Regions from separate parts of the Mus musculus genome. Here region 2 is linked to region 1. A link is a loop called in an ENCODE intact Hi-C map of the cell type or tissue named here. Cell type or tissue: gastrocnemius. All regions are shown on one strand. Region 1 overlaps Kcnj12 (potassium inwardly-rectifying channel, subfamily J, member 12). Region 2 overlaps Map2k3 (mitogen-activated protein kinase kinase 3).

What was found. Peaks named below come from ENCODE experiments on the same cell type or tissue, not always from the same donor. Only the 100,000 strongest peaks of a DNase experiment are listed, where the experiment ranks them.
Region 2: it touches region 1 in a loop (5-fold over the local background); 1 of 42 quality-filtered maps calls a loop at or near these places.

The regions. Positions count from the first base shown.
Region 1 is chr11:61,058,500-61,062,499 of GRCm38, reverse strand. The region is part of intron 1 of Kcnj12 (potassium inwardly-rectifying channel, subfamily J, member 12); the gene reads right to left. Among named protein-coding and RNA genes, the nearest start is that of Kcnj12, 38 kb to the right of the region's middle. In gastrocnemius, no CTCF peak of the experiment used is centred here; DNase peaks (open chromatin) are centred at 2,279 and 2,391; H3K27ac peaks cover 3,776 bases.
Region 2 is chr11:60,932,596-60,936,595 of GRCm38, reverse strand. All of the region lies in intron 1 of Map2k3 (mitogen-activated protein kinase kinase 3), which reads right to left. Among named protein-coding and RNA genes, the nearest start is that of Map2k3, 2.5 kb to the right of the region's middle. In gastrocnemius, no CTCF peak of the experiment used is centred here; a DNase peak (open chromatin) is centred at 3,995; H3K4me3 peaks cover 4,000 bases; H3K27ac peaks cover 4,000 bases.

The DNA.
Region 1 (4,000 bases):
AGAGCCTCTGAGGCCAGGACCTTGAGATGTTGTCACCTTCTCCACCTCCCAGGCAGAGTTCACGGGGGACGCCCAAGTCTGCTTTGTCACACTGGCTTTTCTGGCTGGGATTGAAGAAATGATTGGTGAGTCACCCCCACATTCTAAGCCTCTGGGGCAAGCGACAATGGTAGTTTTGGAGACACAGAGTTATAGTCTAATCGGGGGATCTTTCACTTACAAGCCATGTGGCCCTGGGGGTCACTTCCCCTGTCTATAAGCTTCTCCACCTTCAATGATGCCTTACACCCAGTGTCTGCCTCTTGGCCCTTCTAGCCTAAGAAACCAAGACTCAGGAGGCTGGAACAAATGTCACACAACTGGGAATGTCCATGGCAGAGACATCCTACCTGTGAACTGTGAGTGAGTCCAAACTGTGCTTGGATCTATGAGCTCTGCTCATTACAGCCCAGCCTTGAAGGACAGTTCCTCCCCCTGGACATAACAGGAAATTAAGACTATGGGGTTTGGCCGTATCCCAGTTACCCACATCAGAACTCTATATGGAGGAGATGACTGCCACAGGACAATAGAAGCTAAAGAAGGTTCTGGAGAAGAGTCAGGGCTGAGAACTGTGGATAGTTTGTTCTCCCCACTTCCTGTTGGTCACCTGGCTGGTCCCAGGTTCTCTCAAGCTGACTCCCTACTAGGGCTTGCCCCAGACTCACAATTCCAGTTCTCCTGATTGTTCCTCTCTATATAAGGAAACCGAGGCTTGTTACAAAGAAGTGTATTGCCGAGGTCACCAAACCAGGGGGTGGTGGCCTCAGATTTATGGAAACATTGTCCAGGGCCCCTACCTCACCCTACCCTGCAGCAGCTAAAGCAACCTACCAATAAACTGGCCCCTCAGTTCACCAGGAATGCATCCCCAGGAGCAGTCACCATCCCAGATTAGAAAGCTGGGAGTACAGAGCAAGGTTCTCTAGATTTGAGGGTTGGGCCCCAAACAGTTGCCAGCCAGTGAGGGCAAGGCTCAGCTGGCCCAGGCCTCTTGTCATGCTAAGCCAGTCTCCAGCCAATATTCCCATGGAACTAAGCATGCCACCAGGAAGTGAGAGTCAGGCACAAGGCGGGGAACAGGGCCTGGCCCAGCTAGGAGTAAACGGGAGCATGATAGGCAAACTGTGATCTGGAGGGGCCCTTCCCTGACTTCAGACTCCACACACCTCAGCAAGTATCATGTGATAAACAGAATCCTAGCTCCCACTCTTGGCACGCAGTGGCCGCATGGCATGTAAGGGTCCTCGCCAGTGTTGAAGAGAGTTGGCTCAGATGTGACACCCCAGATGTGTCCCCACCTGGACAGCTGAGAACAGAAAGGAGGTCCCAGGTACTTGTCTGGATATCCCTTAAAAGACACCCAGCATCTCCCCAGGGTAGACTCAGCCCTCTTGCTCCCCACTGCCAAGGTATCTGAGCCCCAGAGAGTACCCCGCAAGCTCTGACTAGATAAGCCTAGAGATGAGTGGGACACTAACCCCAACGACTGGCTGTGCTGGGTGGCCTGGAGGAGTGAACAGTACTCTGTGAGCCTGAGGTTGAAGCCAGGGCTCTGTTGTGGCCCCACCAGGGTAGACAACGGGCACCAGATGCCAGGGAATGTTTCTAGGATATTTTTATCTTGAGAACATCCTTTGGGGATGGAGGGGGGACAGAGTGTCCTTGGCTCCAGGCCCCTGGGAGCATCAAAGGACAGGGACTTCTGAGTACCCTCTGCCAGGATAGTAACAATTACAAGGCCTCATCCTAGGGTAAGGGACACCTGGCCAGTATTTGGATGTTGTGGGCCTCTGGTTTCTATTCCAGCTTGCCGTGTCTCCCAAGGAGGCAGGTCTCTGCCCCTGCTGCTGTTCCACCTTTTCTGGGCCTGATCAATGCCAGCTCAGAACTGGTCACTTAAGGAAGACAGGGTGGACCTCAGATTTCATTGGATGGCTTACCAACAAGGAAGAAGGCCAGGCAGCTAGATAAGAGCCAACCAGAGTCCTGGGAGCCTGGAGGGGTGGGGGTGAGGGTAATCTGGGCTATGGTGGAGAACTCAGAGCATCCCAGAAGTGCATGGGCACACGGACCATCCAGACTGAGATGGCAAAATAGCAGCAAGGGTGGGGGTGCAAGGGATGCCTGTGACCCTCAGAGTCCCCATGATCTGGAAGCAGAATCCAGCTCTGCTGCCCACTGTGGGCCTTGGCAAGCTCTTCCACCTCTGAACTTCCATGAGCCTGCCAGCAAAGCCAGGGGCTTTCTGACCCAGCATCTCAGCACACTACAGAACCTGGGGCTGAGAAAGTCTGAAGGAGCACACTGTTGCCATCCTAATTGCAGGGACGGTGAATATGCATGGAGAGTTCCAAAGAAAATGGGCTCCGCTCCAAGGTTACACTAATAGATGAAAGAGACGGAGGCCAGAGAAGCCTGCATGCCACACTGACAAGCTTGGGCTCCATCCCAAGAGATATGCAGATCTCCAGAGCCACGATAGAACCTGAACGTTTTAACAGTTTCAGCCAAGTCGACTGAATGTCTGCCCCTTCCTGTGTAGCCTTGGGCAAGGCACATCACTTCTCTGAACTCAGTTTTCATACCTCCGGAACAAGACTAATAATAGCACCAGTCTCATGGGGCTGGGACCGGCTCTCAGTGAGTCAGCCCATGGGGATTGCCTACAGGAAAATCTGCCCAGTCTCTCTGCCCATCACAGACCAGAAAGCTCACGGGCCCCTGTAGGGCACAGGCCAACCCCTACCACAGGAAGGAGGATCAGATGGCCGGATGGGTATGAACCCCAAGCGAGGGGCCCAAGGGACAAAGGCCTGCCAAAGTCTAACTTACTTGGTGTCTCTTTTCAACTAATCTAAGTCTCCGACATTTCCTGAGCACCTAGTATGGGAACAGAGGAGCAAGGACTTTAGAGAGAGAGGAAGCCTGAAGAATTTGCCAACATAAAAATGTTTATTGACTGGGCAGCAATGGCGCATGACTTTAACCCCAGCCACTGGAGGAGCAGCGGAGGAGGGCAGAGGCAGGCAAATATCTGAGTTCAAGGCCAGCCTAGTCTACAGAATGAGTTCCAGGACAGCCAGGGCTACACAGAGAAACCCTGTCTCCAAACACCCCCCACCACCACCACCAAAAAAAAAAAAAAAAAAAATGTTCAACAGAGCTGGAGAAATGGTTCAGCAGTTAAGAGGATTTCAAGTTCAAGTTCAATTTTCAGCACCTATGTTGGGTGGCTCACAATCTCCAGCTCCAGGGGATTCATAACATACATACACACATACATACATACCCACATACCCACACACACATACATAACATACAAACACACATACACACACATACACAACATACAAACACACACACATACACACATACATACATACCCACATACCCACATACACACACACACATACATAACATACAAACACACACACATACATACACATACACACAAACAAACACACATACACATACATAACATACAAACACACATACACACACACACATACACAACATACACACACATACAAACAAACACACACACTAAAAATAATTATAAATAAATCTTCATAAACTTTTGTGGTGCCGCTTACCAAACCTATCGTACTAAGAAAAAAAGCAAATGATAACTATCCATTAACTGCTGGGTGGATAAGGAAGATGCGTATAAACACAGTGGAATATTACTCAGCTGTAAAGAAAGATGAGGGACTTACAGGAAGTTCCATGTGTGGCATTCTCTTCACGAGATGGTACAGGCCCAGGAAGGGACCAGATCTGACTGAGGACAAGGTCATAGATACACAGGGAATTCCGTGGCTCAGTGAAAGCTGCAGACCCAAGCAGGAGGCCTGAGCTAACACAGGACAAGACCTGACCCTCAGAGGGGGGCTGGTGACAGAATCTCTGACCCTAAACACCAGACTTGCAGAAGGAAATGGCACCTGAACCCTACTGT
Region 2 (4,000 bases), 130 kb after region 1:
ACCTGTGGGTCAAGATCCCTTTGGGGATCAAACAACCTTTTCACAAGGGTCGGCTAAGACCATTGGAAACCACAAATATTTACACTACAACTCATAATAGTAGCAAAACTGCAGTTATGAAATAACAATGCAAATGATTGTATGGCAGGGGTCACCACAACATAAGGAACTATAGTAAAGGGTCGTAGCATTAGGAAGGTTGCCCTAGAGCTTGGCAAACTCTGGCTTCCTGACCAAAGAAGCCTCGTGTCACAAACCCTATGAATACATCATCAGAAGCCATGTATTCACCTCCCAATGAGAAGCAGCCAGAGTCCCAACAATTAAATAATGACAGATGCCGTTTGTTTGGGAAACTCTATCTCCCATCTTTACTACCACCCTGCAGGGGAGAGGTACTTCCTCCCACTGCCCAGAAGCGGACTGAGAGTCAAAGAGGATATGCCATTTGCCCTGATGAGGAAGTAAGAGTCAGGTTGGGATCCTAGGCCCATTATAACATAGCTGCAATGCTGCTGGATAATGCCATCTGCATCCATACAGGCAAGGCTCCTGTACTTCCTGGGAAGGGGGGGAGAGGAGCACTCCGGCTTCTTCTCTGAAAGATGTCCCCTACTCACTGGACTAAAACCTAATCAAAGTATCAAGAATGTACTGGATACAATGTGTTCAATGTTACATTGCAAAATGGGCAGAGTAGGGATCTGACCGAGGCAGTTCAAGCTGGCTGTCCCTGCAAGGCCACTGCTCCTGGCTCTTACTAGACCTTGCTCCCTGGGCCAGGGACCGTCAACAACAGCTGCCATCTACTCGTCTGTGGTGAGCAAGAGGAAGCAAGAGTCATTTACCTAACAGAGGAAGTTCCTGGACAGGACAGGAGGATCTGCCCAGAATCCCAGCTCAACTGAAAAGTCCAAAGCAGACCGTCACCTGTGATGTCCAGCCCAGGACCAGGGGCAGCCTACAGGTATGTAACCCCTGCCTGGCATTGCCCCTTTAAGCTATAGGCAGTGACTGGCATGCCTGTGGTGAGTCAGCACCCAGTGTCTGCTGACTCACCCACCGGAAGCCTGGCTGCCTCTCCCCACACAGGCTGACTGGGAACTTTACTGCCTTCAGGCCCTGAGCCACAGGCTGGCTGATAGAGAGTTTCCTGTGCGTCACACCAGGACGGGGGGAAGTCCCCAAGGTGCCACCCTCTAGTCTTTCCAACTCCTGGGACAGGAGGAAAGCTTATAACCATAGCAGACAGGACCAGGACAAGACATTCAGTGCTCCTTAGTCTCACTGGGCTGCCAGAGCCACCAGCCACTGATGAACTCCAATGACAACACCTCCAACAGAGTGTCAAAGGCCATCCCTGACAATATGCACAAGGACAAACAAGACATGCAAACCCAGACCACCCTGACATGTGCCCCTGTACCAGCTGCCCTTGGCCTCAGATGGCAGGCAGTGACCCACTAATGAGCAAGGAGACAGGAGATGTCAACAAAGTTGTGGGACCTACATGCCTTACACATGTGGAGAGAACTTCCTAAGCTTGGGCACAAAGAACTAGGCTGCCAACCGTCCAGTGGGAAGTTCATAGATAAAGTTGCAGTCCCCACCAAAGGTCAGGTGCTACCACTCCCCGCTGTGTTCAAAGTCCTCTGCAAACAGGCTAGCAAGATAGCCCAGCAGGTAAGAGTACTTACTATCAAGTCTAATAATCTAAGGTCCATGCCTGAAACCCACATGGTGGAAGGTTGATCCACAAGACTGAACTGAAAGAACTGATACCCACAAAGTATACTAGTATACTACATGTGGCATGCATATATATATATATATATATATATATATATATATATATATATATATCATGTGTATATTTTTTTTTTTGGTTTTGGCTTTTCAAGACAGGGTTTCTCCGTGTAGCTCTGGCTGTCCTAGAACTCACTCTGTAGACCAGGCTGACCTCAAACTCAGAAATCCGCCTGACTCTGCTGCCTCCCAAGTGCTGGGATTAAAGGCGTGCACCACCACTGCCTGGTTGTGTGTGTAATTTTTAAGTCTCCTGCAAAGGTGAAAAAGAGTTCCTGTCAGGGTCCACATTGGTATGGCCTCGCCAAGGTCTCCACTTTGCACCAGTTGCAGGGTCACACTGAGGGAAGCATCCACTGTAAAGACTGCGTGCATGATAGGTGGTCCTCTGCTTCAGCAGACCTCACGCTCCAGTGAACATGGGGGTGATAGCCAGGGTCCCAGGGTCCCATGGCTCCCCTAAGCACCTCACATGGGAACGGGATGGAAGGAGATCATCATAGAACCTGCTGTAGCTGTGCTCTGCCAACATAGCTGTGCAGCCTCTGTGAATGGTAAGTGTTCCCCAGCCTCTGTTTATGGGCAAATGGGGTGATGAGTAATAAAGCAATGTATAACACGTGGAAAAAAGAAAAAAAAAAACCTCTTAGAGTTTTGGTGAATGGATATTGTCAGTTTCCCACTACAGCTATCTCCAGACCCCTAAAAGGCTACAGGGATTCTGGCCCAGGAAAAAGCCTCCACCCAAACCATCCAATACCATGTTACCTAACCTACAATCTGCAAACTCACACTCAGAAGAGAGGCCCGGAACGTCCAGTGCCAGGCCTCAAGTCACCAAGCACATGAAAGCCCATGGTCTCTCCCTATCACTCACAATCTCTCCGGCTGTGATCTGCAACTGCAACTTTTATTTTGGTGAGGCATCTCTTGCCTGGAAGAGCTGAAATGCCTCCAAAACAAACACTGCTTCCAAACCCTTCCTGAGTGGAGCAGCATCTAATTTCCTGGTTCTCAAGTTCCACGAGGTCTGCACTGCAAGGTCCTCCCCAGCCACCTCCCCCAATAAGTGCCTCCCTAGTTACTCACAGAAGTTGGGCAATGGTCAGGGATCTGGCCTCCCACTTATGTAAGATGCAATTACCCCGTCCACTAGGCTCCTGCAGGGCCATGGAAGCCAGCTGTAGGGGACCCAAAAGGCCCCCGCCTGCTCAGGACAACCTGACCAGGACCAGGACTCCTGAGGTTGAGGTTTCCTAGGTCAGAAGGAGAGAAGGCCACCACTGCACAAGTACCCTCTTAGGTGCCCGCCATCCCTGTCCTCTGTGCTCTGCAGCTGCAATCCAAAACTGGGCCCAGCGTTGCAGCAGGAAAGCTGGAGATAGTCAAGGAAGTGCAACAACTATTTGCCCCTGGGTACCTACTATGTGCTGGGCGCTATGCTGGGTTCTCGATCATCTCAGACGTGCTTGCTTCAAACCACTCTACATTCAATCTCACATCACGCCCCTAATATCCATTTCATTAATAAGTCCTAGACATGCCCAGAGACTAGCCAGGTGAAGCAGTTCAGAATTCAGAGGGTCAACCCATTCATATCTCCAGGTCCAGCTTGGAAATCTTTTCTGCAGATCAACCCTACTGAGTCTCTGACATGTCAAAAAAAAACATCCTTCTCTCTTCCTGGAGAAAAAAAAAAAGCATTCTGACCTCCAAATCTTGTCCCCCTCACTTCCCATGACAAATGCTGCTGCTGCAGCCCACGCAGCACCACTGCCACCTCACAGAAATTTCCAGGAAAGACAGTTAATTGGAGAAGGACAAGCTTTGCACAGCCAGCCCCTGGCCTGCTGCTAGCCCAAGGACCAAACAGCACGTCTAAGAGCAGACTAAGAAACACTAGGTGCAAGAATCGGTCAGCTCGGGAAACTCAGTGAGAAGACTGCAACTGAGTAGCAGGTAGCATGGGCAGAGCTGCGAAGTGGAGACGCCAGGAAGTTCTACAGGGACAGCCTTAGGGAGGAGTGCAGGCAGCCAGTGAGCAGGCCAGCAAGACATGGGGCAAAGGAGGATTCACAAGGATGGAAGGAGTTGGAAGAGTGGAGGAGCTCTGAGTAGACAGGTTTCCGGCATTGGGAACACAGCCCTGGGGCCCAGAGTAAATTCCAGCCTGGACAAAATCCAAGAGCCTGGC